Regions from separate parts of the Homo sapiens genome. Here region 1 is linked to region 2. Evidence: chromatin loops called from intact Hi-C (ENCODE). Cell type or tissue: B cell. All regions are shown on one strand. Links, peaks and the distances in the headings refer to the core of each region. The heading gives the core; the rest is flanking DNA.

Evidence for each region. A loop is a pair of places that touch in the nucleus more often than their neighbours do. Peaks named below come from ENCODE experiments on the same cell type or tissue, not always from the same donor. Only the 100,000 strongest peaks of a DNase experiment are listed, where the experiment ranks them.
Region 1: a loop joins it to region 2, with 1.8 times the contacts of the local background. A loop is called at or near these places in 5 of 110 quality-filtered maps.

The regions. Positions count from the first base shown.
Region 1 is chr17:79,287,975-79,302,985 of GRCh38, forward strand. All of the region lies in intron 3 of RBFOX3 (RNA binding fox-1 homolog 3), which reads right to left. Among named protein-coding and RNA genes, the nearest start is that of ENGASE, 220 kb to the left of the region's middle. In B cell, for the core only: no CTCF peak of the experiment used is centred there; a DNase peak (open chromatin) is centred at 6,697; H3K27me3 peaks cover 1,242 bases.
Region 2 is chr17:79,331,646-79,346,656 of GRCh38, forward strand. The region is part of intron 2 of RBFOX3 (RNA binding fox-1 homolog 3); the gene reads right to left. Among named protein-coding and RNA genes, the nearest start is that of ENGASE, 260 kb to the left of the region's middle. RefSeq lists an enhancer at 9,218-9,267. In B cell, for the core only: no CTCF peak of the experiment used is centred there; DNase peaks (open chromatin) are centred at 8,896 and 9,326; H3K4me3 peaks cover 712 bases; H3K27ac peaks cover 2,594 bases.

The DNA of each region.
Region 1 (15,011 bases), core at 2,843-10,842, 45 kb before region 2:
CTGCTGCAACCCCTCTCGGGCTCCACATTTCACTCCCACACACAAAGTCTTAAGTCCCCACGAGGCCCTGCCTGCTCTGCCCCAGAACCCTCCAGATTCCACCTCTGAGTCTCAAATGCCAAAATGCCACCTTCTCAGTGAAGCCTCTGATCTCCTCCTTCCCTTCTCTGCACCCCGGGCCTCAGCCCTGCTCCCACCTGATATGCGACAAATCATACCACTTGCTGGCTGCCCGTCCCCTCTCGGGGCCAGGGAAGCTCACCAGGACAGGGCTTCTTTGGAAGTCTGTTTTGAGAAAGGTGATCCCTGCCCCCAGATACCACAGGCCACCAGGGAGGACGGACGGGCACACAAATACTTGCCATCAGAGAGCGGAGATAGATCCCATCTGTCTGCTCAAAGAAAGTCCTCCCATGACTGGAGGAGTCTCCTGGCCTTCTTCTGCAGGCTGGACTTCCTGGTAGTGGGGCCCGATAACCACTGCCCCTTTCCATTCTCTGCAGCCCCCCCCAGCCCGGCTTCCAGCCCCTCCATCCTGGTCAGTCTGTGGGCATGAGACTCCCCCACTGCAAAACGTGATGGGCAGTTTCCGTCCTTACCACGTCTCTCCCCACCTCCTGCATGATCCCTCGCCCGTCATCCCAGAGGCTCTGCCCTCAGCTTCAGTGGCCCACACTCCAGCGAAATCCCAGGGCCTCTTTCCCCTGGGCCTAGCTTCAGTTCACTGGTCTTCTCACCCCACAGCGACATGCTCTCCTGGGATGATCTTATCCATCTCCACGTTTCATGTCCCCCAAAATATAATGACCCCCCCAATTGATATAGCTGACCCCAATAACCTCTCTGATTTCAGAGTTCATCAGTGAGGTAATAGGGAGAAGTAGAGTGTTCTAGGCAGAAGGAACACTGCATGAAAAGCACAAGTTCTGAAAGGGAAGGACCTGGCTCCTGTTGGGGACAGAGTTGTTTAGCATGGATGGAATACAGTAGCAGGGAATGAGGGGGTGAGCCCCAGGGACTGGGGTGGGAATCTTGCATCCATGGGGACAGCTGGGGGGAGTCACTCACAGCTGTCCTCCTGTCATTATCACATTTGGAAAGTGACCTCACCAGAACCTGTCATCTCTAACCTTCTGCTGCTCCCCAGATCCCAAAAGACACGCCCCTATGCAGAGCCAGGGACACCAGGCCTCTCCAATACGTTCCGCACAGCCTCTGCCCACGTCGTAGTCTCAGGCCCGAGTCGGCGGGTTAGGTGTGGCAAGAGCCATCTGGAGCCCTGTGGCTGGCCCAAGCTTCAGTCCCTTCAAGCCAGAGAGATGGGGAAGGTTAGAGTATTCTCCAAAACTCAGGCCTGTTTCTGCCCCGGCCCTTAGTGTCGACACCCAGGACCAGCTTTGTAGACCAGTGAGCACTGGGACCCGGCAGCCTCGCCAGCCATCAGCAGCCACAGAAGGAACCCAGTACCCAGTCCCCATCAAGCCCTTGACTGGCCTTTGCCCCTGACTTCAGAGCTGAGGTCCCCAGAAATTATCTGTCTTTTCTGTTTAAGCCACAGCTTCCCCTGACTTCTTCCTTTTGTGTTGGTGACAGCCCAGGGACTGTGCTTTTTCCAGACACGATGTTAACTCTCTGGTCCTACTTCCTGGCTCAGGGGACAGCCCTTTGGGGCTTTCCCCCTTTGGCATCATCTTTAAAGCTGCTTCCTGCACTCAAAGCTGCCTCCCAGCTCCTGGCCTCTGGTTTAGAGCTTCCCCCAGAAAGTGGCGTATTTTATCTTTATGTGTCAGGATTTATATAAAAAGGGGATAGTTCAACTCTAAATGTAATGAGTTGGAAGAACAGCTCTCTGGTGGCTTTCTGTAGTGAACATGACATCAATAACATTGATTGCTAAAAATAACTAATAACACTGGGCTATAACTAATAACACTGGGTGGCCAGGGACTGCTCCAACCCTACCCCTAAAATGGATGAAAGGGAAACAGGCCCTTGCCTCCAAACAGACACACCTCCAACAGGTGAGTTCCCAGAGGGTTCAGACAGAAGGTGGAGGAGAAGCAAGATGCCCAGGGGGTCTGAAGGGGTGAGCAGAAGTTTTTCAGGCACTGGAAGCTCCTTGGAGGGCAGGCAGGTGGTGGGAGACAAGCACATGCTGTAGGGGGGTCCTCACATACCAGTGTGAGACACACATGTCTGGAAGGGGAACCTTCTCAAGCTGGAGGAGGCATCATAGAGCCTTGTGAAGGAGGCCTCTTGGGAGGCCCATGAAGATGGCAAAGGAAAAGGGAAGGAAGGAATGAGAGGCAGGATGGCTCGTGGCTAGGAATGCAGGCTCTGGGGTGAGCCAGCTGGGTTGGAGTCCTTGCTAGCTGTGTGGGCCCGGGTAAGCCATCGAGCCTCTAAGGGCCTCATTTTCCCCATCTGGAAAGTAGAGATTCGTGATTTTCCATATGCTGTGACGGTGTCATGGGCTTCCCATGAGGACCCGAAAGCACAGCCTATGTGTGGCTCTTCGCCTCATGCCTGGTGCCTGGGAAGTGGTTCAACACATGCCTGCCGTTGCCACGTCCCTTCTCGGTATAGCCAAGGGAAGGGCTCTGAGAGCTAGCAGTTAGCAAATGGAGTCTGAGGTTGACCCACGTGACCCTTGCTAAGGGCCTTCTGAGGTCAGGCCCGAGGGAAATAAATGATATTTAGGATGAATGTTTACCAAAATCAGAGAAGCAATCATTTCTGACAAGGCAGACGGACAGGCATAGTTACATACATCTCATCGAGCCTCCAGAGGCTTCTCCTCTGGGTTTGCTGACTGGTGGCTGGAGAGGCTCTACCTTACACACAAAATCAATTCTTCCATGCCCTCAGCCCTGGCCACTCTGCCCTTGACACCCTGGCTGCGTTCTCCCAGAAATAGCTGTGTGCTTGGATTGGAATCTGCTGGGGCGAGGGGCAGCTGCAGCAGGCAGCTCAGCTCAGCTCAGCCTGCGTGGCTCTCTGCCTTTCTGGAAGGATTAGCTTGCCTAACCTCTCCCAGTGCTTCCCACCCCTCTCCTGGGACTTTGGGAGAGGAAAGGCAAATGAAAGGTGTGGTGTTGGGGGCTGGAGGAAAGAAAGACCATGATAAAATGCCAGCCTGCAGTTGAGGAAGAAAGTTATTTAGTGGGTCAAAAATGAGTCAAAGTTTATAGAGAAGAAATGACATGTTTTAAAATTAATAGCATAAATGTCAACTCTGATGGCCAGGGCATTAAACCATAGGATCAATGGAGCATTCTTTGTGAGGTTATTTTCTCTCTCAGATGTGCCCTGGGTGTGGGGAAAAGAGCGAGAGCTCGCTCTGCGGTGCCACATTTTGGATTCTGGGGTAGCTCCATCAGCTAGGTTACAGTGTGAGAGATAAGAAAGTTGCTATGAGGCTGTGTTCAGTTGGCTGGTCTGCATGGAGCTGACATTAAATACAGTAGGAATCTGCAGCCCTCGGCTTCAAGTGTGGGGATTTATTGAAGTCTTGCAAAAGCTCTTGGTCAGGGATGCTCCTCCCCTGGGCAGGAAGAATGGGGCTGAGGGCACACTCAGAACCCTGTGTCATGCATCCACCCCTTGAGCCTCACAGTCCCTTATTGCATCAGTAACAGGGTCTGCAGAGCCGGAATGGCTCACTGCCCAGGGAGGCAGGACCAAACAGGGAGTTTTCTCTGAAGTCTGCCTTGATCTCTGTTCTCAGGGACAGGCAGCAGTGTGGAAGAGCCCCTGCGTTCACAGAACACAGAGAGTACACAGCCCCTCTCCCCTGGCAACTCTTGGAGCCTTTCTAGATGACCTCATGTGGTTCCCCTCTGTTCAGGAGCAAGCAAGGGAACTACCTTTGCAGGTTGGCTATGAGAAACTAGGGCGCCACATGATTTAGCTAATTCCAACACAAAAGCTTCACCACGGAGCTGAACCTTGAATTTCACAACGCCCAAGTCTCAATCCTGGGTTGGAGGCATGGGTTTAACTACAGCCAGCCTCCACCCCTACTTAGATGCTGTAGCTTAGGACCCCCAAAGCCAGCCACGGAGCTCTCTCACCAATTTACCCCACCCCTCATTCCAGGGCTTTCTCTGGTGATCAGTATTTTGGGGTTGCTCTGAATTACTATGAATCTTCCAGTAATCATATTGTGGTAATAGAGGGGTTGCCTGAAAACCACAGGAAGCCAGGAGATGCCTGGTGCCAGGACACTTCACAGGACCTGAAGAACAGCTTCAGGTGAGGACTAAGAGCAAAACCAGGGTAAGGAAGGGCAGAGAAAATCCCACTCGTGTGCATCTTCACAGACCCCACGAGTGTCAGGACCCCGCATGCCTCCAGTATAGAATTTATTCTATTGTGCCTTCCTTGTCTCCCCACTAACCAAGAGCAACCAGGGGACCAGTGCTGTCTCCCCACTAACCAAGAGCAACCAGGGGACAAGGGGACTGTGGCACCAGTCACTAGCATGTCCCCGGCACATGGAAGGTTCTCAATGAATACTGGTTGAAAAAAGGAATTAAAATGTTAGTCTATAATGGAACATGTTTACACTCACACTTACAGTTGGCACTGTACACACACACACACACATGCACACACACACACACGCACACACACACACACATACATGCAGACCCAGTGCACTGCCCTTAGAAGTGTTTGATGCTGCGAAGGACAGCATGGGCTGCTTTCGCTGTGTAATGAGGGAACAGCAGTATGCCAAATGCTTAGAAGAGATCCTTTTGCTTTCTTTCCTCCGCTCAATTCTGCCGCTAGAGACCCTACTGTTGTATTCTGATTTCACCAACATGAAACTGCATTTGGGGGAAAAAATCACCCATTCCCTTTATATTAGGAAAGTAAGAAGCAAACAGACTTCGTTTTGGAATTTGGCCTTTGTTTTGGGAGTTGGTATAAAAGACAATTCCTCCCTGGAGGTTTTGCTTTGGTTTTATGGGGTTTTTATACCTGCCCCCACCTTCCATCCCCCTTGAAAAGAGGCCCCTGAAGAGTTTGCTTGGCTGGAACATCACAGACCAAAGTCTGAGAACTGCTTCTATTTTACAGTGCCACTGTTAGTAATGCCTCATATGTATATTATATTTCATAGTTTTTCAAAGCCACTTAAAAGTATGGCCTCATTTGACCCTTCCATCAGACCTAGATGGTCAACAGAGCACATCTCATTATCTCCGTTTAACAGGTAAGAAAACTGAGAATTTAGAGGGTAAAGTGACCTGCTCAAGCCCACATGGGGCCAACAAAAATGTTCCAAGTTACTCATCTGCTGCTCACATCAAGACCGATCTTTGCTTCCTTCCTTCCTTCTTTCCTTCCCTGCCTCCCTCCCTTCCTTCCCTGCCTCCCTCCCCTCCCCCTCCCTCCCCTCCCTTTCCTTTCCCTTCCCTCCCCTCCACCCCTTCCTTCCTTCCTTCCTTCCTTCCTTCCTTCCTTCCTTCCTTCCTTCCTTCCTTCCCTTCCTTCCTGTCTCACTCTGTCTCCCAGGCTGGAGTGCAGTGGCACAATCTTGGCTCATTGCAACCTCCACCTTCTGGGTTCAAGTGATTCTCCTGCCTCAGCCTCCTGAGTAGCTGGGATTACAGACTTGCACCACCATGCCTGGCTAATTTTTGTATTTTTAGTAGAGACGGGGTTTCACCATGTTGGCTGGGCTGGTCTCGAACTCCTGGCCTCAGGTGATCTGCCTGCCTTGGCCTCCCAAAGTGCTGGGATTACAGGCATGAGCCACTTGCCCAGCCTGAGCCATTCTTGCTTTAGATAACCTGCTGCTTTGGGGGCTGACAGATAAGCAGGAAGGCTGCCCTGTAGCAGCGGCAAGGTCCACAAATAAGCCAGATGAAGGAGAAGAGAAATATAGGGAGGCTGTCAGGGACTCATTCTGGTTAGGATTTAAGCCCCAGCTGCTATTACAGGATGGAGAGATGAAACAGGGCCGAGAAAGAGCCTCGGCCAGCATGGGGTCAACTAGGGCAGGGGAAGCAATGACATAGTCTCACAGAGTCACCTGTCCGACTTCCAGAGCAGGTACAGATTCATACAGAGCAGGTGCAGATTCATACTGCAGCCTACTATGCTCTTCAACTGGGGCCACCTGCTTGCCTTACAGAGTCAGAAAAGCAAAGTGAACCAGTTTTCTATTCCTCTCCAACAAGCCGCTGCTCTTCCCTAACAGTTTATCTGCACTTAAGATCCCTCAGCAGAATCCTGGACTGGAGAGCAAGTTCGTCAGATTAGATGGGGCATACCTTTCACCCAGTTCTAGCCTTGAGTGTCTGTGCCGGACTCCGGTAGCAGACACCTTTTGCTTTTTTTTTGTGGATGGAGTCTCACTTTGTCTCCCAGGATGGAGTACAGTGGTGTGATCTCTGCTCACTGCAACCTCCATCTTCCGGGCTCAAGTCATTCTCTTGCCTCAGCCTCCCGAGTAGCTGGGACTTCAGGCGCCTGCCACCACGCCCAGCTAATTTTTTGTATTTTCAGTAGAGATAGGGTTTCACCATTTTGGCCAGACTGGTCTCGAACTCCTGACCTCAAATGACCTGCCTGCCGCGACTGGGATTATAAGCGTGAGCCACCACGCCCCGCTAGATACCTTTGCTTCTTGGAGAAACAGGAAAGATGCGGAATGGGGGAAGGCAGGAGTTCAGCACCACGGACAGCGACCTGCGGGTGGGAGACGCTGCCAGCCACGCGGCCGAACTCCGGACTGGGGGCCACGTGGAGGAGGCCTTGGTTCAGCTCTGCCCCATGCCTCACGGGACACACATTTATCACCTGGAAACAGCGGCCAGTGCTCAGGAAGGCTCATGCCATTGCGGATCTGCCTTCATTAAATCCAAAGCATGATTGCTTGTCACTTGCTTTAATTCGTTTCCCTCCCAACTCTTTATTTGAAGAGCTTTCTAAAGTTTTGTCCATAAGAGGAAGAGATTCTCTTTTGGGGGTGGGTGAGACCTTGTTATGGAAGAGAACAGCGGCCAGTTCAGGGAGTGTGGTCTTCCACTTCGATCGTGATGTGTTTCTGTGTCGCTTGAAGTCTAGCTTGCCTTTCCTAACGCTCTCGGCCCGGGTCAGAGACTCCATGTGAGAGAAGACGGCCACAGGGAATGTGCTTGGATTTGGGAATCTTCTCAGAGGCCACGGTTTGACCTGGCACCAGTGGTTGGGGCCCATAAGCCACGCAGCACGCAGATGAAATCCGCCTCGTGTGTCCTCACTAAATCCACAGCGCTAGAAATGCATTTAAAGGCAATCCTGCCTGCCCACAGCAGATTTTCCATACCCTGGCAATTGGAGCATGTTAAGGATGAGACACAGCTGCCAGGTCTGATTTCTTAAATCAAGATTCGTTTTGTAGGGAGAGCAGGAGGAAAAAATTAATGCACAACCTGGCAAGGTGAGGGAGCGAGGGAGGGATGCCTGCCGCCTTGGTGGCTCTGTCCACTTTGGGTGGGAGCCAGTTCCTTTCCAGCAAGCGCCTTCCAGCTCAGGGAAGGGCAGGGGCTTCCCACAGACAGCCTGGGATGAGCAATGCCTGACTCAGGGTCTGAGTGCGGGCAAAGTCAGGTGCTGATGGAAAGATCAGAAGTTGTTGGCTTACATTTTGTTTGATTTGTTTTTCTCTGAGTTTTCAGCCATTCTCACCACATCACACTTGGTTTCCTGTCCTGCCCCACCGTCAGCTCCCCCTGCTCCCCCAGCACCCTGTGTCCATCCCACAAGGATGGATGAGCCAAGCTGCTCAGGCACAGCTTGAGGGTGGGATCTAGTACCTTCCCTTCCCTGGCTGCAAAGCATGGGGTGCGTTTGAGGAAGGGTGAGGGCAGCATTGGGAGTGGGGACTGTGCAGTATGTTTCGGTCTGTCTGTGGCAGGGCATGGGGAAGGGCGGTTATTTGTAAATAATACTTAATTGATGAGACTTAAATAATAGATGAGCCAGCGTCATTCCCAGTGGCCCAGCAGTACTGATGGCCACCTTCATTCTTCCATTTCCCAATTACAACAGGGTGGGGCTGGGCTTGGGGGAGGGGTGTCAAGAAGGGGATAGAAGAGGGCAGGGGAGCAACGGGGTGAATTAGAGACTTTTGTTGCATTTAATATCAATTCATTTTGCAGGCTGCTGACACAGCCAAATTTCACAGCTCTGAATTTGTGGGGCTCCCCAGTGTACAGACGCAAAAGGAAAATACAAAAGAACTTTTTAAAAAATGGCCTGCCATCAGCAAAAAATTAAAAGAAAATTTTAACCCCCACCCCGCAAAAAGGCACAAACAGACACACACACACACACCACACACACACACACACACACACAAAATCTGATTTTGATTTCTTATATGGTTGAGGGACTCATCTCATTACTTAATAATCACATTGTTTGCCAGAGCCGGGCTGTGTTTTGTCGCTCTATGGGCCGACTTTGTTACACCTGCATATAAAAATGACAAGTGTAGTGAGATTGTCAGCAAAAGGGACACACTGAAGAACAGGCACAGTCCCCTGACTGGAGGAGGGTAGCCCCAGTCTAACCCCTCCCCGGGGAGCCGGGCTCCCAGGAAAATGCCCAACGGAAGAGTCCATACCTGGCCTCCAGCCTGGGAGGTTTGCTTCCTCCACACACACCAGCTGTAGACTCTCCCATCTCCCTCCTCTTCCTCCTCCCCTCCCTCCTCCCCTTCCTCCTCTTCCTTTTTTCCTCTTTCTCCTCCTCCTGTCTTCTCCTCTTCTTGTCCTTTCTCCTTCTTTTACTACTCCTCTCTGTCTTTCTCCTCCTCTCCCTCCTCTTTTCCTCCTCCCCACTTCTCCTCCCCTTCTTCCTCCCCCCTCCTCCCCCTCCTCCTGCTTCTCCTCCCTTTCCTTCTCCTCCTCTCCCTCTTCTCCTCTTTTTCCTCCTCCCCATCCCCTCTCTCTCCTCCCCCTCTCCCTCCTCCTCCTCTTCCTCATCCTCTCCTCCTCCCTCTCCTCTTCCTCCTCCCCATCCCCTCTTCTTTCTCCTCCTGCCCCTCCTCTCCCCAGCAGCTCTGGCTTTTTCCTCCTGATCTTGGCCAGTGTCTTGCTCTGTGTGCGTTCATTTTCTTAAAGTGATGCCCAAGGCCCACTACCTGCCTTGTCTGGAGCTTGGCAGAGCCTCCTCTTCTCCGAGCAGCCATGAGTTGGGGACTGGGGTCACATAAAAGCTGAATAAGAATGACTCCCAGCAAACAGCTAACACCCTGGACTCCCATCTAGGGACTTAGTGAGTGCTCCTTCCATGGGCCCCTTGGGATCCAGCCTCCCAGGCAGGCTTATCTATGGCCAAGGTGCCCCTCATGTGAGCTAGCCCTGTGGAGAGCCGTGTGCCTTTGGGAAGCACCAAAGCTGGGGTGCTGCTGCACATCCCGGGCCAGCCCCAAGGGTAACTAGTAGAGCAGGTGAGATTCATCTCTCCCTGGTGACATGGCTTCCTCGGGCCATCCCCCGGTACCACTGAGACCCCTTCCAATCAGCAATCCCAGGGTCCCAGGAGCAGGCTGGGCTCTGGCCTCCAGGAGAAAGAAGCAAAGCTGATGTAGGACAGACACTGGAAATCTGGCCCAGTGCCTGCCACAAAGCAGGTGGCCATAGGCCAGGGCACAGTGTGCCTTTCCCAGGGAGATGGGGGTCAGGCCCAAGTCATGGTTTATTCATAATAAACACAGCCGGCCACACTGACCAGTCCATAGGTCCCAGCCCACTTGGGGGTGGCCCTCAGGAAGTTATGCCCTTGGAATTGGGCCACAGGAGCAGATGGGGTGACTGAGGCACTGGGTGTTTCCCCACCTCACTCCAGCTACTCTTTAGAAATTGTTCTAAACAGTTGAGCAGAAAAGCCTATTTGTCTGACTATACCCAAATGGTCAAATAATAATAATAAAAAAGCCTATGAATTACCAACAACGCGTGTGTCTGGGAAGATGTAACGGGTGGTAGTGTCCCATTCTGGTAGCTTCTCCTTGTGGAGAGTTCGCCATCAAGCAAATACGAAACACATTTGGGTTAAGTCATTGGACTCAGTAGCATCTTAGAGCAAACAGTTAAAGGTAGATATGAGCCAGTTCAGATCTAGCAAGCTCAGGAGCACTGGAGATGTCTTCTGGAAGTCAGAAAAGCATCTGCAGCTACTTTGCAGCACTCCATCGAGCAACACCCCAGGGGAAAGGAGCTATGTCTGCATTTAATGGGCAGTTTATTAAACACCAAATAAGTGCCGGGCACTGTGAAGGCATGGGTGGGGGACAAAAGTAAATTGCAACAAATCTCAGCTTTTAGCTGCTCCCTCCTGGTAGAGAAGAGACTGGAGGCATAGGCTGGCTTCACGATGGGCGAGCACAGAAAGCACAGAGGCGGTGCTGGGAGAGTTGTGGCTAGCTTCTCCGGGAGAGGACACCTGGATTAAATATCAGAAGACAAGCAACCTTTGACTAACAAGGGTTTTCCAGGCCAAGATGCAGCATGACCAAGGGTGCAGCGGTCAACAAGCCAACGCTTCACTTGATGGAGAGGGTCAGGAAGATTCTGCGGCCACCAGGTCGCCAAGTCCATGCTTGGTGGAACACGGCACACCAGGAGAACAGCAGGGCATTGCAGCCCCAGAACCTGCCGAGGAAGCCATCTCAGGCCAGTGATGTGTCAGAAGGTGCCCCCTGAGATCCGAGGGTCATCTCGCCGGCAGGGCCCAGCTGGGGAAGCTGGGGGTCCTACCTCTTGACACTGCCCCCACTTACACACCTTGAGTTTGAGGTGTCAGGGGTGGTAGGAGAGCTGGAGTGGTTTCTCAACAAATGAAGTGGAAGAGGGTGGAGGGCTGTGGTGTGGGCATCACTGCAACATGCCACTGCTGCTGGATGCGAGTGATGTTGACCTTGCTGGCAGGACAAGACAGCAGCAAACAGACTGTGCTGGTGGCACGATCCATCAGGGCTGGGTGGCAGCACCGGGCGGCAGCCTGCTGATGCAAGGCTGGGAGGCGGGAGGGCGCGAGTCTGTAACTGGAGAGGTTTGTTTGGATTCAGCATTGCTGAAATCCTCCCTGGCAGCAGATGCGGCTGGCCTCGGAAATACGGGAGGGACATGGGAAATGAACTAATAAATAAGAGGCCAGGTGTGGTATCTCGGTGCTGGCAAAACAGAGGCCAGAGAGGGTGGGATGTGAGGGCGGGTCCCATTCCTGAAAGTAAACCTGGCAAACCCTGGCCAGCACACCCAGACACAACCCCGGATGGCATCAGGCTCGGTTAGGGGCTGAGTTTTGTCCCCTCAAAATTCCTGTGTTGAAGTCCTAACCACTGGTTCCTTAAAATGGGACTGTACAGGCAGTCCTCTGGATCTTAGAGTTCTGCATCCATGGATTAAACCAACCACAGGTCAAAAGTATTAGAAAAATAAATAAAAATAATGATACAACAATACAAATAACAGAAGTGAAAAAATACAGTGTCATTGCTATTTTCGTGGCATCTACATTGTATGAGGCCTTGTGCGTCACCTAGAGGTGATCTCCAGGGTACTGGAGGATGCACGTGGGTTACATGCAGAGGCTGCGCCATTTCCTACCAGGGGTTTGAGCATCGTCAGATCGTGGGGTTTTTGGAACTAACCCCCTGAGGATACCAACGGACAACTGTGTTTAGAGATATGGACTTTGAAGGGGTAATTTGGTTAAACTGAGTTAATTAGGGTGAGTCTTAATCCAAAGTGACTGTTCTCCTGAAGAGGAGATTAGGACAGACGCAAACAGAGGGATGGCCACATAAGGACATGGAGAAGACGGCGTCTACATGCCAAGGGGAGCAGCCACATCCCTGCCTCCAGCATCTCTGTTTAGCCAGCTTCTCAGTACCCCACACAGGCCTCCAAAGGAATCTGCCGACACTCTTTTTTTTTTTTTTTGAGACAGTGTCTCGCTCTGTGGCCCAGGCTGGAGTGCAGTGGCATGATCTCGGCTCACTGCAACCTCTGCCTCCCGGGTTCCAGTAATTCTCCCAACTCAGCCTCCCGAGTGGCTGGGCTTACAGGCATCTGCCAGCACACCCCCTAACTTTTGTATTTTTAGTAGAGATGGTGTTTTGCCATGTTGGCCAGGCTGGTCTCAAACTCTTGACCTCAGGTGATCCACCCAACTTGTCCTCCAAAAGTGCTGGGATTACAGGCATGAGCCACTGTGCCCGACTCCTGCCAACACCTTGATCTTGGACTTCCAGCCTCCGGAGCCACGAGAGAAGAAATTTCCATTGCTGGGGCCACCCTGTCTGTGCTGTGTTACTGCAGCCCCCAGAAATTGATACGGATCCCAAGCACTCAATATTGCCCTGGGAAGCACCCAGAATCCAGTAGAGATGGGAAGAATCAGAAAGGGAAGTGGGTGATTCCACCCGAAGTGGGGAGATGTGATCCTATTAAATTGCTGCCCTAATTTAAAAAAAATCTCTTTGATTTCTTAATAAAAATGAAATAGAGACATAGACTTTGGGAGAAAACCCTGGAGGAGGGGAGAATCTGTGTGGGTTAAATAAGCTTAAACGTGAACAACAGAAAGATCTACCAGTCAGTCAGTGACAGAACCAGGAGGCTGGGGCAACGTGGACTGGCGTGTTCTTCTGGAACTGATGGAGAGACCATTTCGGATAAAGATGATATTGCTGTGACTATTATTGTTGTTTTGCCTGATGTGATGAACTCCCCAGGGGATCTAGTTTCCAAGCCGACGTTTCGAGACTCTGGGGGACACCCAGACGTGACCCTGTGCCTCTGCACCAGAGACCTTGGTGAGGCACCTGGGGCTGCACTTGTATTTTAAGTTTCTAGAAAAGATGAATGGGTCTTGGGAGAAAATGGACATTCCAGTGTTTCCTTTTCAGAAAATTCTTCCTTAGGTGGCCACAAAGCTTTTATAAACAAAGTCCCAAACAGGGGAGGCATGGATGCCAGGGCTGACGCAGGGCCCTGACTCCGGCCTTGACTTTGGGAGAACATGCCCTTTTTCCTCACCATCACCTCCTGAAATCTTGCGGGCCACCAGATCACCCCTTCCCAGTCACTGCACCTCGGCAGTTTTAACATACGTAGGCCCCAGGGAGAAGCCTCTGGCTAGGAGATGCTCCCCTGCTGGGATGGGCCTGGGAGAGCCTCAGAGGCCACTCTCTGGGTCCCAGCCCATTTAATGTATGGGACTTTCTGGGTCCCAGCCCTTTATGTCAAGAAGGACTTTGCACATGTGGACCAAGCCCTTTAACAGGTCCAGCCCTCTGGGGCTGCGAGTTGTCCATCTGGGCCACACCCGGACTTGGAACCCCACTGGGGTGAGCGGCTAATAGAACACAAAGTCTCCCAGGGTGATGCAGCTCCCATAAGCCTTGTGCAGCACCAGCGGGAACACTGCCTTGGTGGCATGTGTGTTTTCAAGACTGAGACCACAGAGGTGTACTCCAAACATTCTGGCGCTCAGAGTCGCCCTGACAAGGCTCCGGCCCTGCTCACCTAAAGGCCATCCACAGGCCAGTCTCACAGGCTCTGCCTTTATGTGGGAGAAAGCAGGGGAGGAGCACCTCGCTGGAAAGTGAGTTTCCTAGTCAGTCTATCTTCCATCACACAGTGTCAAGACAGTCATGACAATGCAGACCCACCCGCAGCAGCACTACTCCCAGTGGCCAAAAGGGGACAGCAGCCCAGGTGTCCATCAAGGGATGGATGGAGAAGCAGAATGCGGTTCCCCCACCCATACGTTGGAAACTATAGGGCCTTAAAAAGAAAGGAACTCCTGACACAGGCCACAATGTGAATGAGCCCCGAAGATCTTATGCTGAGTGAAATAAGCCAGACTCAAAGGGACAAATACTGTGTGATCCCACTCACGTGAGGTCCCTAGAGTCATCCGATTCACAGAGATGGAACGCAGGATGGAGACTGCTAGGGACTGGGGGAGGGGGTGGTTTCTAAATTGGTGGGGTATTATTTAATGGGGACAGAGTTTCAGCTTTGCAAGATGAAGAGTTCAGGAGACAGAGGGTGGTGATGTTTGCACAACAATGCAAATGCACTTATACCACTGAACTAAAGATGGTCAAGATGTTAGCTTTTGCTCTATGTATTCTAATATAATGAAAAACAAATGTGAACAGACATTTGCACCCACTGAGCTCTCACTGCATGCCGGGCACTGTGCTGATTCCTTCACACAATAAATAAATACCCCTCCCCTTCCATCAGCAGCCCTTCAAGAAGCATATTATTGTCCCATTTCATGGATAAGAAACCAAGGCTTAGAAGTTAAGTACACGATCCAGGATCACTCACTAGTAAGACGGAGCCAGGGTTCCACCCAAATGTTTCTGGTTCCTGGCAAGCACTACAGAAATAGACAGTGTTGGCCAGGTGTGGTGGCTCACACCTGTAATCTCAGCACTTTGGGAGGCCGAGGCGGGTGGATCACCTGAGGTCAGGAATTTGAGACCAGCCTGGCCAACATGGTGAAACCCCTTCTCTACTAAAAATACAAAAAATTAGCTGGGCGTGGTGGCAGTCGCCTGTAATCCCAGCTACTTGGGAGGCTGAAGCAGGAGAATCAGTTGAACCTGGGATTGCGCCATTGCACTCCAGCCTGGGCAACAAGAGCAAAACTCTGTCTCAAAAGAAAAGAAAAAAAATAGATGGTGAAAGAAATGAGTGAGTGAATGAATGAATGATACCAAGTCCCAGGCTTCATATACCATTGAACTTGGCTTGTTTTGCAAAGTTTTTGGTTGGTAGTAGTTGGGATGCCTTTTAAAACAAAATAATATTTAAATTATTCCCAAGTAAGGGGTTTGACTTTGGAGTGATGGAAATGTTTTGGAATTAGACAGAGGTGGTGAATGTACTCAATGCCACTAAGTTGTTCACTTTAAAAGGTCTATTTTGGCTGGAAGCTTACGCCTGTGATCCCAGCACTTTGGGTATGTAAGGCCGGAGGATTTC
Region 2 (15,011 bases), core at 4,630-12,629:
CACAATCACTTTTGTTCTCTGCTGCACCTGCCCCGGGGCTGGGCAAGTAATTGACACCGCAAGGACTTTCTGAACTAAAAGCGTGCTGTGGCCTGCCCGCTGTTAACACCCCCATCTTCCCACTGGAAGTGAGGCCACACAGCTCTGGTCTTTAGTGACACTACAGGGGACAGCACAGAATCCCAGTTTTCTTCGACTATTTTTCTCAATGCCCCTGGAAGCACGGAGGGTCCCGACCACCCAGTGTGAAGCCCTCCTGTGCGGCTCACAGGGCCAGCCTGGTCCTCTTGGTAGAGACGTGCACCCCACGATGACAGTCACTTCCTGCTGCTCTAGACTATTCTGTTTTTCCATTCTATCTCAGGTCTGAGCAACCACGTGTCCAGACTCCTTGGGGCTCCAGGAGCAGACCCAGGGCTCCCGGCAGGTCTGCTCTGGTCCCACCTACAGGGTCATCCGAAAACCAGAGCAGCCATGAACTAGCCCCTCTTAGCGGCTGCCTGCCTTCTTTCCCCACACCCCTTGCCATTTCCTGCTCCTTGTCTGCTGCCGTCTGGGCTGGAATTCTGTCTCCAAATTGGAGATCACTCCAGGCCCTCAGGACTGGAATTTGAGCCCTGGGAGGGGAAGGGACCATTTGTAGCTCTTTTCTTTTTTTATGCTGCTGAGCGAAGCAGGGATCAGGCTGAGCACAGCTGCCAGGGAGGTGGTGTTTTGTGATAAATCAATAAACTGCTCGGGGTGGGAGAGGGAAAGGGATAGATAGGGAGCCCTAGGATGCTGGAGAGGAGGCAGGCTCTGGGGTCCACGTGAGCACCTGAGTCAATGAACAAAAAGAGATGAGAGACGGGGTGCAGAGGGGAGGGGAGCACATGAGTGAGGGGCAGCCAGAGACAGAGACACAGAGAAGTGTGGGGGCGTGGGGAGACAGAAACATAGAACCAGAGAGACAGAGAGAACAGAGACACACACAGAGAGACAAAGAGAGACAGAGATGGAGACAGAGAGACAAAGAGAGATGGAGACAGAGAGACAAAGAGAGACGGAGACAGAGAGAGAGAGACAGAAAGACAGAGCCTGAGAGACAAAGAGAGCAGAGACACAGAGAGAGACAGAGAGATAAAGAGAGGCAGAGACAGAGAGGGAGACAGAGCCAGAGAGAAAAAGAGAGACAGAGACATAGAGAAAGAGAGAGAGATGGGGTGGGGGAGAGAGAGAGACAGAAAAACAGAGATGGGGAGACAAAGAGAACAGGGACAGAGAGAGACAGAGGCAGAAAGACAGATAGACAGACACAGAGAAACGGGAGGGAAAGAGACAGACAGAAAGAGGTAGAGAGACAGAGAGAGAGAAACAGAGGAAGAGAGAGAGAGATGGGGTGGGGGAGAGACATATAGATAGACAGAGACATAGAGAAAGGGGAGGGAGAGAGACAAAGAGACAGACACAGAGAAAAAGAGAGAGAGAGAAACAGGCAGAGACAGAGGAGGACAGGCCAGGGGAGACCCTGCCAGCCTTTACCAGGGAGGAGACTGACCCTCCAAAACCACATTTACACGCAGCAGACCAGCTCACAGCCTCAGTGAGGCCTGCACCCATCAAAGGATTTGGGGGAAGGTGTCCTCGCTTCCTGAACTATTTTCATTAAAAGAAAAAAGTTGCCGAGCTGGCTTCTCCACACTGGCCTCCTGCGTACTGTGCTCTGCAATGGTCTTGCTTTCTTTTGTTCCAGAGACACAGAACTGTTTAATTCTCATCCCTTCAATCAATACCTGGTGTCATGTCATCCAAAGCCATTATTTTTACACCAGAGAAAAATGGAGACCGAGTACAGTATAAAGAGAGAGAGGAGACAGAAATCATTGCTTCAGAGGCTGCAAGTGAAAACCTCGCTCAGAGCCACCCAACCTCAGCATCATCCAGCTGGCTCTGCAGGTCTCCTGGCTCCCAGAACAAAAGCACCTGGAGAAGCAGGTGCAGGAGAGGAAAGTCCTGGGGGAAGAATGTCCCATGACCCCAGAGAGGTCTGTCTGATGGCAAACAGCTTCTTCCCAAAGACACACCCACAGTCAGCCCCTGGATGGGAGTTCAGCAAGGGCTGAGTCTCCCCCAGCTCCCTGATCCCATCCTCCTCTCCCTCCATACCTCCCACTCTGCCTCTGCCCCCATTCCTGCCCTTCACCCCACGAGCACACACAGCTTCCACATCCTCAAGAGGCATCATCCTGGGACCTTCCCCCTCTCCCAGATGCCGAGGTGTCTCCTCTGTCTCCTCCAGACTCTGTCTACACTGCCACATCGTCCCTTCCTAGGAATTGGAATCTGCCCATGTCCCCACCCCTCCCTTGGGAATTCCCACCCTGGTCACCAACGATCCCCTCATTGCCAAATCCAGCAATCCATCTCAGTCCTGCCCCATTTCTTGTTTCTGTTGCTTTTACCTGATGATCCTTGAAACTGCCTTTTTCCATCACCTCTTCCTGTTTCTACCATCCACCCATTCCTAGGGCCCCAGTTCCTTCCCCACACCTCCTAAATCACAATCTTTAGCTTGGGCCTCCCTCTCTCGAGACTCCTGTGTCCTAGTAGACACTTTCACCCAGAGATGTGCCCCAGGTGGCTTCACTGGCACCCAATGCTTCTCCTGCATCTGCCATCTCAGACAGTGGCATCGCCAGCTGCATGGCATCCAGACAACAAAGTGGAATCATGGTCACCCACTCCTCATGCTCCGTAGGTTACAGGGACTTGTTGGTGTCTCGGAACCTGTCCCTTTCTGGGTATCCACTGCTTCTGACGCTGGGCCTGGATTCTTGGAATTGCATCCTTAGTGTTCAGATCCTGGAACCACTGTTTCAAAATCTCCTCCTTACCTAGAGATGGGCTTCTTAACCCTTCGGGGCCCCTAGGAAACCTCTTCCCAGAAAAGGCACATATGTGCACAAAAGTTTGCAACCATTTCAGGAGGCTCATGGGCCAACTGGAGCCCATCTGTGAGGCCTACAGTTTAGGAGCCTAGGTCTGCAGGCCCAAGACTGAGCTCTCCAGGGAACCAGGACCATCACACTCCAGCTCCCACACATCTTTCCAGCCTCAGTTTCCTCGTCTGCCACATGACAGCAGTAATGGACCCATCTCAGAGGATGCTTGTGAGCTTGAAGATGCAGTGAAAACCACATCGAGCTGTGCCTGTTGCCTGTGCCTGGCACGTAGCAAGTGTCTCACCCCCCAACCAGCCCAGCCCACCCTGCACAGACACAGTGGCATTTCTCCAGCATGCTGGGGGCCTTCCCTTGACAAACCTTGGACATTCTGTCTAGAATATTCTCTGCCAGGGAACCCTCTCTTACCCTCTGAAACCTGGCTCAGATGCCACCTCCTCTCTGCTGCCTGGAGCCTCACTAGGGCTCCCAGAGTTACTGTCATCACACTGTGTCTGCCTCTGCATCCAGGTGCTTCATTAGAGGGGCGTATGTGGGCCTCTCCCTGTGTAGACGAGGCTGCCAGAGGATGGGGCTGGCTGGCTCCAGCTTCTCCTGCCCCCAGATGCACAGACTCCAGCACACAGCAGGTGGCCAACATGAGTATGCTTGATTTGCAAATGAAACAGATGGAGATGTCCATTTGCGACCAAAAGGAGATGCCTAGGACAGAGTCTGGGGGACCTGCATGTGCCTTCTTTCACCCTTGTGAGGGCTGAGAAATGAAACATCATGTAAGTGTATGTATATGTGTGTGTATATATGTATGTATATGTTTTCACATGCACGTTTTGCTATTATTTACTTTAACACGCACAGACACTATTGTCATCACCCTCGTCTTACAGTGGAGGAGGCTGAGGTCCGACACTTGGCCATGCACGGATCCTCTAGAATCAGGACTCCAGCCAGCCTCTCATCTCTAGGTCCCAGGCTACACTGGAGTGTCCGTGTACACAGGCATGAGTCCACACCCCTTGGCGCAGAACCCCCAGCCTCCGCCATCTGGCTCTTGCTTTCTGCCCTGGTTTTCCTCCAGTGACATCTACAACCACGCTGGGTCTGGCCCTGCTCCCACGTGCTCATGCTCACAGGTGCTGTGCTCCACCTGAGCCCCTCCAGGCCCCACTTGCTCCCGTCCTCTCGTCCTCCACATCTCAGATCCCCAAAGCCTTCCCTGGCACCGCACACTCAGGCAATCTCACCTGCCCCTGCACTCCACGTAGCCTGCAGCCATCTTAGCTTTTCCTGTTCAATATTGGAACTTTCCAGAAATGCTACCCTAGTTGTCATCCTTATCCTATTCAATGGGTTTCTACAGAAAAGAAAACTCGCTGTTTCTCACACCTGCCGGTCTGCCTGCGCCGCTTCGTAGACACCGCCCTCCCTCTGTGCTGTTTGCCATGGACTCCAGATAGCTTCACACACATTCCTTCATTTCACCCCATCACACCCGTTCTTTTAAATCCCACTGTTCTGGCCGGGAGCAGTGGCTCTCGCCTGTAATCCCAGCACTTTGAGAGGCCAAGGTGAGTGGATCACCTGAGGTCAGGAGTTCGAGACCAGCCTGGCCAACATGACGAAAACCCATCTCTACTAAAAATACAAAACTTAGCCGGGCATGGTGGTATACGTCTGTACTCCCAGCTACTCAGGAGGCTGAGGCAGGAGAATCACTTGAACTCAGGAGGCAGAGGTTGCAGTGAGCCAAGATCGCACCACTGCATTCCAGCCTGGGCGACAGAGTGAGATTTCATCTCAAAAAATAAATAAATAAATAAATAAATAAATAAAATAAATTGAAAAAAAAAATAAATCCCACTGTTCCAGGTGGGGCAACCGAGCTTCTGAAAAGCTGAAGTCCCCTGTCCAGCAGCGCATGGAGACAGAACTGTGCAAAGGGTTGGGTCACATTCAGCTGTCTGGACTCACAAGGGCAGAAATCAGTGAGACCCACAGGTGAGGTCCCTGGCCTCGTCCTCTCTCCTCCACACTGGACCTTCAGTAAAGACGGTGCTGTCCTCAGGCCCGATCCCAGCCCTGGCTCAACCAAGGGCAGCTCATTCAGGGGGATCACAACAGGGGGGTGGCTCTGAACCAGGAGGTGCACATAGTGAATACCAACAGAGAATCTTCCAGAGCTTTGGGGCTTTTACTGGTGGCTGATGGCCTTCAGGAGGCAATTAAAAAGGCACAATAAAAAGTGAAGTGGGCCGGGTGAGGTGGCTCACGCCTGTAATCCCAGCACTTCGGGAGGCAGAGGCGGGTGGATCACCTGAGGCCAGGAGTTTGAGACAACCCTGGCGAACATGGTGAAACCCTGTCTCTACTAATAATACAAAAATTAGCTGGGCATGGTAGTGCACGCCTGTAATCCCAGCTACTTGGGAAGCTGAGGCAGAAGAATCGCTTGAACCTGGAGCAGAGGTTGCAGTGAGAGGAGATTTTACCACTGCACTCCAGCCTGGGCAACAGAGAGAGACTCCATCTCAAAAAATAAAAAAGGTGAGTGCTCTTATTTCGATAGTCCTGACTCTCACACCACGGGAAAGGACCACGTCATCTTGGCTCCTCCTAGGATCAGACTCCAGGCTAGGACTTTTCAAAGGAAACATTGTGCTTACCTGACAAAAAAAAAATTAATCCCAGGTGGGATGGAGCCACACATCCTAACAAACTTCTCCTTGGCATCTCTGGCACCACTGCTATTTCCAGAACCATCTCTCAAAGCCCACGCACAGCACAGCTGCATCCGGGCACAAATGCACTCTCGTGTGTTTGCACTGACATGCATGCCTCAGGTCCCCGTGGGCACATGCGTGTACAAGAAGAGCCCATTCACAAATCGGATCAAGAAAATGCAGTTGCGCCGGGCACGGTGGCTCACGCCTGTAATCCCAACACTTTGGGAGGCCGAGGCGAGCAGATCACTTGAAGTTAGGAGTTCGAGACCAGCCTGCCCAAGATGGTGAAACCTAATCTCTACTAAAAATACAAAAATTAGCCAGGTCTCGTGGCACACACCTGTAGTCCCAGCTCCTTGGGAGGCTGAGGCAGAAAGACCAGCTGAACCCGTGAGGCAGAGGTTGCAGTGAGGTGAGACTGTGCCACTGGACTACAGCCTGGGCAACAGAGCAAGACCCAGTCTCAAAAAAGAAAAAGAAAAGAAAATACAGTTGAGTTTACTATATATATGTCACATACACACACACAGAGTTCTTATAGCCTACCTCTGAAAGAGAAGTGGCAGGCATGTGTCTCTTTTTCTTAAATTTTTGCTTCTGTTTCATGTGTTTGCTGGCATACTTCTCCAGATTTTTTTTTTTTTTTTAGACAGAGTCTCACAGTGTCACCCAGGTTGGAGCGCAGTGGCGCGATCTCGGCTCACTGCAACCTCTGCCTCCTGGGCTCAAGTGAGTCTCCTGTCTCAGCCTCCCGAGTAGCTAGGATTACAGGCACCTGCCACCATGCCCGGATAATTTTTGTAATTTTAATAGAGACGGGGTTTCACCATGTTGGTCAGGCTGGTCTCAAACTCCAGACCTCAGGTGATCCACCCACCTTAGCCTCCCAAAGTGCTGGGGTTACAGGCATGAGCCACCGCGCCTGGCCTTCTCCAGATATTTTTTAACGGGCTGGAAGGAACTGGGGTTTCTTTTTGATCCTTCCAATTGTCACCTGCAATGGTGGGAACACAGACTGGGGCTGTGGTTTGTGTAGCTCTCCGTGGTGCTGCCCTGAGCCGAGAATATCAGCAGACAGGGAGAGTATTGCAACCCTTCTATGACTGTAGTTTGTGAAATTTCTGTCTTTCCATGGAATTTCAGGGTGATGCTGGTGAGATGGGAAGAGTCCCTGTGAAACAGCTTTTCCAGAATTGGGTTTGGATCCCCCATAATTCAACTCCCTGAGGCACCGCACCGCTGCTATTAGCCTGAGAACTTATTTATTAAAGACTTCCTGTCATCTGCATTGGTTTTCAGCAAACTATACTCACTTAAGGGGTCGACATACATCCCCCAGGAGTAGAATCTGTGAGTTTACCATTCCCTGTCCTTTTTGGAACTCGCATTGCTACACATGTCCCCAAGTGCTTCAACAACCACAGAGGGAGGAGAGGCGTGAGATGCAGTCAGCTGTGTGTTCCAGAGGATGCCTTTCTGATGACTGTTGCTTTTCCTTGTTAGCCCTGGAGACAAATAAAGAGCTAGCTCAAACTTGCTTGGCCCTGTTTCTACTCTTCCTTCCCATAATCCTTAGGCTATTGTTTGTGTTTGGCTGTGTGATCAGAACATTTGCATCAAACCCACTAGTGAGAGGGAAGGAGGCGGTTCTATAAAAATTCAGATTTAGGGCTGCTGAATTCTGAATTCTGAATTCTGGGGAATAGAAAATCTATTTACCAAGTTGTGCAGGTGATTGCTTTCTTTTCTTTTCTTTTTTTTTTTTAGACAGTCTCACTCTGTTGCCCAGGCTAGAGTACAGTGATGCAATCATACCTCACTGCCACCTCGATCTTCCAGGCTCAAGCAATCCTCCCGCCTCAGCCTCCTGAGTGGCTGGGACTACAGGCATGCACCACCACACTCGGATAATTTTTAAATTTGTTTGTAGAGACAGGGTTTTGCTGTGTTGCCCAGGCTGATCTTGAAGTCCTGAGCTCGAGTGATCCTCTTGTCTCGGCCTCCCAAAGCGCTGGGGTTACAGGCATGAGCCACTGTGTCCAGCATTGATTCTTAGTCGCGCTGAAGCTTGGAAAACCATTGTTCTCAAAGTGAGAATTACCCATCGCCTACCTCAAGAAAAGGCACAGTGCAACACCAGCCTCACCCACGAGCTCAGTAGAAAGACAGATTCTCACTGGAGCTGGGTGGGTTCCTTATTGGAGCTGGTGGGAGGGAAGGAGGAAGTGGTTCCTTAAAACACAGACTGCTGGGCCCCATTCCCAGAGTTTCTGATTCAGTATGTGTGGAATGGGGTCTGCTAATTTGCTTTTAAACAAGTTTCAAGAAGGTTCTGAGCCTGCCGGTCTGGAGGCCCTGCTGAGAGAAGAGCTGTGCTGGGAGACGATAACTCGGGCTGGCACAGCAACTGTTGGCCTGGAAGTTGGGGTCTGGGTCCTCATTTTGGTCCTAACCTTAGACAAGTCACTCAAGTCCCTTCTCCTATTTGATTCAGAATTTTTTTTGGCATAAAACAGGACTGGATTGAACAGGTGTGCAGTTCCTTTCTAGCACCTACATTCTACGACTCCAGCCCTTGCTGAAATGCAGCAGTAACTGGTGACCAGGACAAACAGCTAGCAGAGAAGCAGAGTCCTGCTGATGCCCCCTGTTCTCCCTCTGTCTTTCAGAGTCCTGTACCCTACTGATGTTAAACTTCTGAGCATGGGCCGGGCACGGCGGCTCACACCTGTAATCCCAGCACTTTGGGAGGCCAAGGCGGGCAGATCACCTGAGGCCAGGAGTTCGAGACCAGCCTGACGAACATGGTGAAACCCTGTCCCTACTAAAAATACAAAAATTAGCCAGGTGTGGTGGTGCACGCCTGTAATCCCAGCTACTTGGGAGGCTGAGGCAGGAGGATTGCTTGAACCCGGGAGGTGGAGGTTGCAGTGAGCCGAGATCACACCATTGCACTCCAGCCTGGGCAATAGAGTGAGACTCCATCTCAAAAAAAAAAACAAAAAACAAAAACAAAACTCTCTGAGCATGATAGAATCTATGTTGGGAGCCAGGCTGCCAGCAGCTGCCTTCCGCAAGCCCCACCTCCCAGAAGTGAAAGCTTCTATTCGTTCTTCCCCATGGGGCAGGGTTCCTGGGCTTACAGCCTGAGCCGCCCTGTGATTTTCAGAGTTCTGTGTAAAGATGGAGTGTGTTCCCCTCCACACCTCCCCAGCTGCATGGGGCAGAGTGACTTCACTGCACATCCTGGTGTGTCTGAAAAGCGACATGATTTGGGGGTGATTAAAGGCAACCCACATGCTTGATGAGCATGTAATTATTGCCTGTTTCATGACACGGGTCTGGCACTCAGAAACCTGGAGACGCAAGCACTTGCAGTTTTTCATGACAGCCTGACTTCATCCGATGAATGAAAAAAAAAAGTAAGGAAAAGAAAAAAGATGAAAACATCTGTAATGAACATCTGGATTCCATTGCTAACCATGAAAGCAAATTCCTCAGAGTCAGCATGCCGGAGAGGGCTGGGAAAGGGTGTATTTATAAACAACTGTGGTACTTGAATCAGAAAAAATGCCCCCAAACACCACCCCTTCCTGTTTGAAAACCTTTCAGAATGGAGAAGCATTGAGTTTCAGTTCTGTGTCTAAGCAATGGAGAAACAGTTACACCTGCAAGTCAAGCTCTGGACTCAAACAAACATAATGACAGCCTCTGGGCTCAGCAGTTGGTTCCCCAAAACAGTCATCTGAAGAAAAGATTCAAATACCTCTGAGTGTTTGCGGGTGTGTGTGCAGTCATGTGAGTGCACAGACATGCACACGGGAAGGCAGACATGCACGTATGCACAGTGTGTACACAGTCATGCACACCTGTAGGCGTGGGTGTGTGCAGAGAGTCATGCACACAGGAATGCAGGCAGGGGTACACAGGTGTGTGTGTACATGTGTGTGCACAGGTGTGCACACAGAAATGTAGGCATGTGTTCATGTCTCATGTGTGTATGCATGCACAGAAATGTCCAATTCATATGCCACAGCCCACTTTTTTGCAGCCTCCTTTTTTACTTCCTCATACTATACAGCTTCATACCTTGTTTACAACTTCCCATTATTCATATACCTATCACCAAGTTGTGCCCTCTTCGTGCGTAACTAATTGAGTTCGTGGGAGGCTGTTGCTGGGGGTCCGGCAATTACAGCACAGTGGCGGGTGTTGGAAGCCAGGGGAGCTGAGGCTAGGCAGCATGGCTGGGGCTGGGGCACGGCTGTCCTACACGCCACATGGGCTGTGCACATGGAGGCTCCTTGTTGGCACCTTGGAAAGCCTTAGGGTCCATTTCTCTACCTGGAGAAGCAGTCACTGCCCCTTGGTGTGTGCATGGGGGACAGAGCCAGGGAGCGTCTCCCTTGCTCCCTTTCTGAGTTCTGAGCTCCAGGCTCCCTGCATAACCATCTTAACAGAAAGAGGAGTGGCGAGCCTGTCTGCTCTCATAAACCATGTGCCCCTGCAAACCCCCAAGCCAGGGCTAAGGGAAAAACAATTTGCAGCCGGTGGCTCCTAATAGATGGAAATAACTCTATCCGTGAATGCAGGTGATGCGCTAATGTGAAAAGAGATGAAAAGTGGAATTCATTTGGAAAATTTTGGCTTTGGCCCCCAAGGCTGGGGCAAGAGGGTGTCCTCCATGGCTGGCCCCCTCCCCGGCCCCCTCCCAGCCTCCCTGTGAGCTGGGGGCAGCCTGGCCCAACCTGTCACCTGGCATTAGAGGCGATAAAAGCCATGTGCTTCCCTCACCTCGTGGTGCAGCTCGTGTTTAGGGCCTTTGCTTTATCAGTTTTTATTTCGTGTAATATTCATCACACTGGTTTATTTATGGGGCCCTTGTTGGGAAGTTATTTTTCAGGCCTGGTGAATAAAACATTAGACTTTGCGGCTTGTCAGGGTGACTGCGGCTACTCTGATGTCAGCCTGACAAACCGCCTTTTCTTTTTCCCAACAACTGCACTTTTAGAGAAATTTATTTGTATTTTGTTGGGCATTTGTTGTTTTTTTCTCCTTTTGGCTGGTGGATGTTGGTCAGAGTCGAAGTCTCTCTCTCTCGTCTGATTAAATGCTGGAGCCTTCACTTGCTGAGAAAGGCAATATGTTAAGCAGGAGAAGTGAGGTGAGCACCTCGGGCCTCCAGAACCTAAGTCCTGGGCTACAGGAGAGCCATGGGATCCCAAAGCCTGCAATGAATCCCCTCCCTGCAAAGCCTAGCGGCTCAACCTGGGTGTTCACAGCCAGTGAGCGAAGTGCTTTAGCCGTGCAGGTCAGAGTCGAAGGATGACCTGGAGGAACTGCTGGAGAGGTTGATGGGGCTTTGTGCGGAAAGGCAGAGGGCACAGGAGTGTGGGTCCTAAAATCCTAATGAGAATAATGGGGGAAAATCCCAATAAATTAAAAACAAAACAGGCGAAATGTGGCTTTAAGCAAAGCTCTCAATAAGAAAATCTGCACTTAAGGAAAACTAGGGTGAAGAGACTCACTTTACAACGGGGCTTGTCACAGTATTTCTCAGTTATTCTCATGCACTTAAAATGTGGATTACTTTACATGACTTTTCAAGTTTTGTTAAACAAGAGAAAGAGAACACAGTGGGGGGAGAGAGAAAGAGAAAGAGAAAGAGCGAGAGAGAGAGAGAGAGAGAGAGAAACCTGGTAATGCTATATTTCAGATTGAAGAGTGTTGAGTTTTTCTTTCTTTCTCCCCAGAAATCAAAAGGATTAAGAAAACCCCAATCAATAACAATCCAGCCAGCTGCTGGTGATTCACTGTGACTTGTCCTTTAGATGGCTTAGTACATGACGATCTCTTCATTAAGTGATACCTGGACTGTGTTCATCCTTACTAATAGCTCATAAGCTCAGTGGCTTTTTTAAAACTGGAGGAAGGGCCAGGCGAGGTAACTCACACCTGTAATCCCAGCACTTTGGGAGGCCTAGGAGGGTGGATCACCTGAGGTCAGGAGTTTGAGACCAACGTGATGAAACCCCATCTCTGCTAAAAATACAAAAATTAGCCAGGTGTGGTGGTGCACACCTGTAGTCCCAGCTACTCGGGAAGCTGAGGCATGAGAATTGCTTGAATTTGGGAGATCGAGGTTGCAGTGAGCCGAGATTGCACCACTGCACTCCAGCCTGGGAGACAGAGTGAGACTCGGTCTCAAAAGAAAAAACAAACAAACAAACAAAAAAACCCAAAAACACTGGAGGAAGAAAATGTCATTTAGCTTCTTGAGCAACACCACCACCAGACCAAGGGCATCAGCTTCCCTTCTTGGATTCTCCCGTGGATCAGGTGTCACCTGGGATGGCTGCACACTGACCCCTAGTAACAGAGGCTACCATTTGTGGGGTATGTACTGTCAGCCAGGCAGTGAAGAAAAGGGTGCCATCATTCATCTTCCTTCATCATTCATGAGACAGGTCCTGTCAGCCCATCTTACAGGTGAGGAAGCTGAACTCAGAGGTGGAAGAACAGCCCAAAGTCACTCAGAGGAATCACGGGGCAGGAATTGGACACAGCCTGCCCGTATCTAAGCTCTTACATGAATCTCCCTGCCCACAGGTCGGCTGCATGCACAGGACCATGGAATTAGACCCCCATACTCTCCAGAGAGATCCCACTCAAGTGGGTATGAGAGATGCCAGGAAGATGCCACTGATCCATTAGTGTCTGTGACAAGGACAAACACTTATATAAACCACATCAAATCTCCAAGAGGGGTTAGTGTGGGCTACATGCACCCCTGTCAGAGGTGTAGGCAAATGGGATGGATGATTTGAGAATCAGGATGCTCATACACAGCTAGGGTTCTATGTCCCGGGTCCTGAGGCCAACATCTTTTCCTCCAGACTTTAAGGAGTCAAGACCTAAAGTAAAAAATGCAAATATATCTTCCAAAAAAATTCCTTGATTTGGGGGAAATTTTAACTGGCTAATTTGAGTTGGCATAAATGAAAAAATTCCAGACTGCCAGTGAGTACATCCTTGGAAGGCTCTACCATTCCCGAGAGCTTTCAAACAACCTCCGGCGATTCTACAAGCACCAATAAAAACAAGGACTATGCATCTCTCCCAACAGCCACCCCCTACCAGAGCTGCTGCCCTCTCCCTCTATCCCCTTCCTCATTGGGCTTCTCAATCATTTTCCTGCAGAGGATGGATTCATGTTGTCACTTTGTTTGATTATTTATTTATTTATTTATTTATTTATTTAGAAGACGGAGTCTCACTCCATTGCCCAGGCTGGAGTGCGGTGGCACAATCTTGGCTCACTGCAACTTCCACCTCCCAAGTTCAAGCGATTCTTGTGCCTCAGCCCCCCAAGTACCTGGGATTACAGGTGCATGCCACCATGCCTGGCTAATTTTTGGATTTTTAGTAGAGGTGAAGTTTTCACCATGTTGGCCAGGCTGGTCTCAAACTCCTGATCTCAGGTGATCCACCCACTTCAGCCTCCCAAAGTGCTGGGATTACAGGCATGAGCCACCACGCCCGGCCATCTGTTTGCTTTTCAACCCACCCCAATCTGCCTCTGTCCACACCACTTCATCAAAACTCTCTTATCAAGGTCACATTTGACCCTCTGACTGCAAAACTCAGAGGATGAAGTCACTTGCCTGTCCTCAGACCATACTTGACCACTCCTACCTTCCTTCTGGAAACAAGTTTTTCTTTGGTTTTGTGACACTAAACTGCTGACTGTTCTCTGCCTGTAGGGCTGATTATTCTCTGTTGTTTTTGCTGAACTCTAAATGCTGGAGTTCTTCAGAGGACAATTCTAACTGTCTTCTTCAACAGCAGTGTTCCTGAGAGCTTCTCTTCTCCACCTGTTTGTTTTGGTTTGTTTTGTTTGAAGAATTGATCCATTTTACCTAAATTGTGACATTTACGTGCATAGAGTTGCCTGTAGTATTCCCTTATTATCCTTCTAATGGCTGCAGGGTCTGTAGTGATGTCCCCTGCTTCATTACTGAGATTGGTAATTTGTCTTTTGTTTATCCTTGTTGGTCTTGCTAGATAGAAGTTTATCAGTTTTATTGCTCTGTTCATAAAGGGATTGAACCAATTTATGCTGTCCTTCTTATGAATAAGAAGCCTGATGATCATTATATTTTCTGAAACTTGGATTTGTCAGGCTTTGAAAGTCTTGCCAATCAAATGGAAGTTAAACGCTACTCATTGTGGTCTAGATTTGCATTTCCCAGCTGATTAGTGAGGTTAAACATCTCTTTTTATGTTTATTGATTATATATTCTCTTCTGTATGAAATTCCTGCCTGTCCTCTGCTTTTTTCTCTTTTGGGATGTTTTATACTTTTCTTCTTGATTTTCAGTTATTTAAACATTTTTGATACTAATCTTTTGTCAGTTGTGTGTATTGCCAATATTTTCTTCTAGTCTTTTCACTTCTTAAAGACTTCACTTTTTCTAAACCATTCAATATATTGAATTAAAAAGCACTTATTTTTTCTTAACTTTAATGTACTCAAGTCTGTCAATCTTTTTTTATACTCATTTGATGTGTCTTGTTTAAGACATTTTCCTCTATGAGATTTGTTTTTTGTTTGTTTGTTTGTTTTGTTTTTTTGAGATGGAGTCTTTCACCCAGGCTGGAATGCAGTGGTGTGATCTTGGCTCACTGCAATCTGCACCTCCCGGGTTCAAGCAATTCTCCTGCCTTAGCCTCCCAAGTAGCTGGGATTACAAGCACACACCACCATACCTGGCTAATTTTTTGCATTTTTAGTAGAGATGAGGGTTCCATCATGTTGGCCAGGCTGGTCTCGAACTCCTGACCTCAGGTGATCCACCCACCTCAGCCTCCCAAAGTGCTAGGATTACAGGTGTGAGCCACCATGCCTGGCCTCCTCTAAGAGATTTTTGACATTTAACTACTTCATCCACCTATGTCCATTTTCAAAATATGGTGTGAGGTAGAGATCTAATAGTGTACTTTGTATATGGGTAACTACACAATTTTTTTTTCCAGCTCACTTTGTTAAACATCCCTGCCTTTTGCCAGTGATTTGAAATGCTACCTCTAACATAACCAAAGTTACATAAGTTCATGGATCTGTTTCTGGGAATCCTGGGAATTGATTAATTGGTTGATCCTTATGACAACACTAGGTAATCTTAATTACCATAGCTTCACAATGAGCCCAGATATGCGATAGGAGAAGTATCTCCTTCATGCTCTGCTCCTCAGAGGGGTTCTGGCTAATTTTTGGTGTCTTAATCTTCTATATCGTCATTTGATGAGGCTCCAATTGGGAATTAATCAGAATTGCATTGGCTGT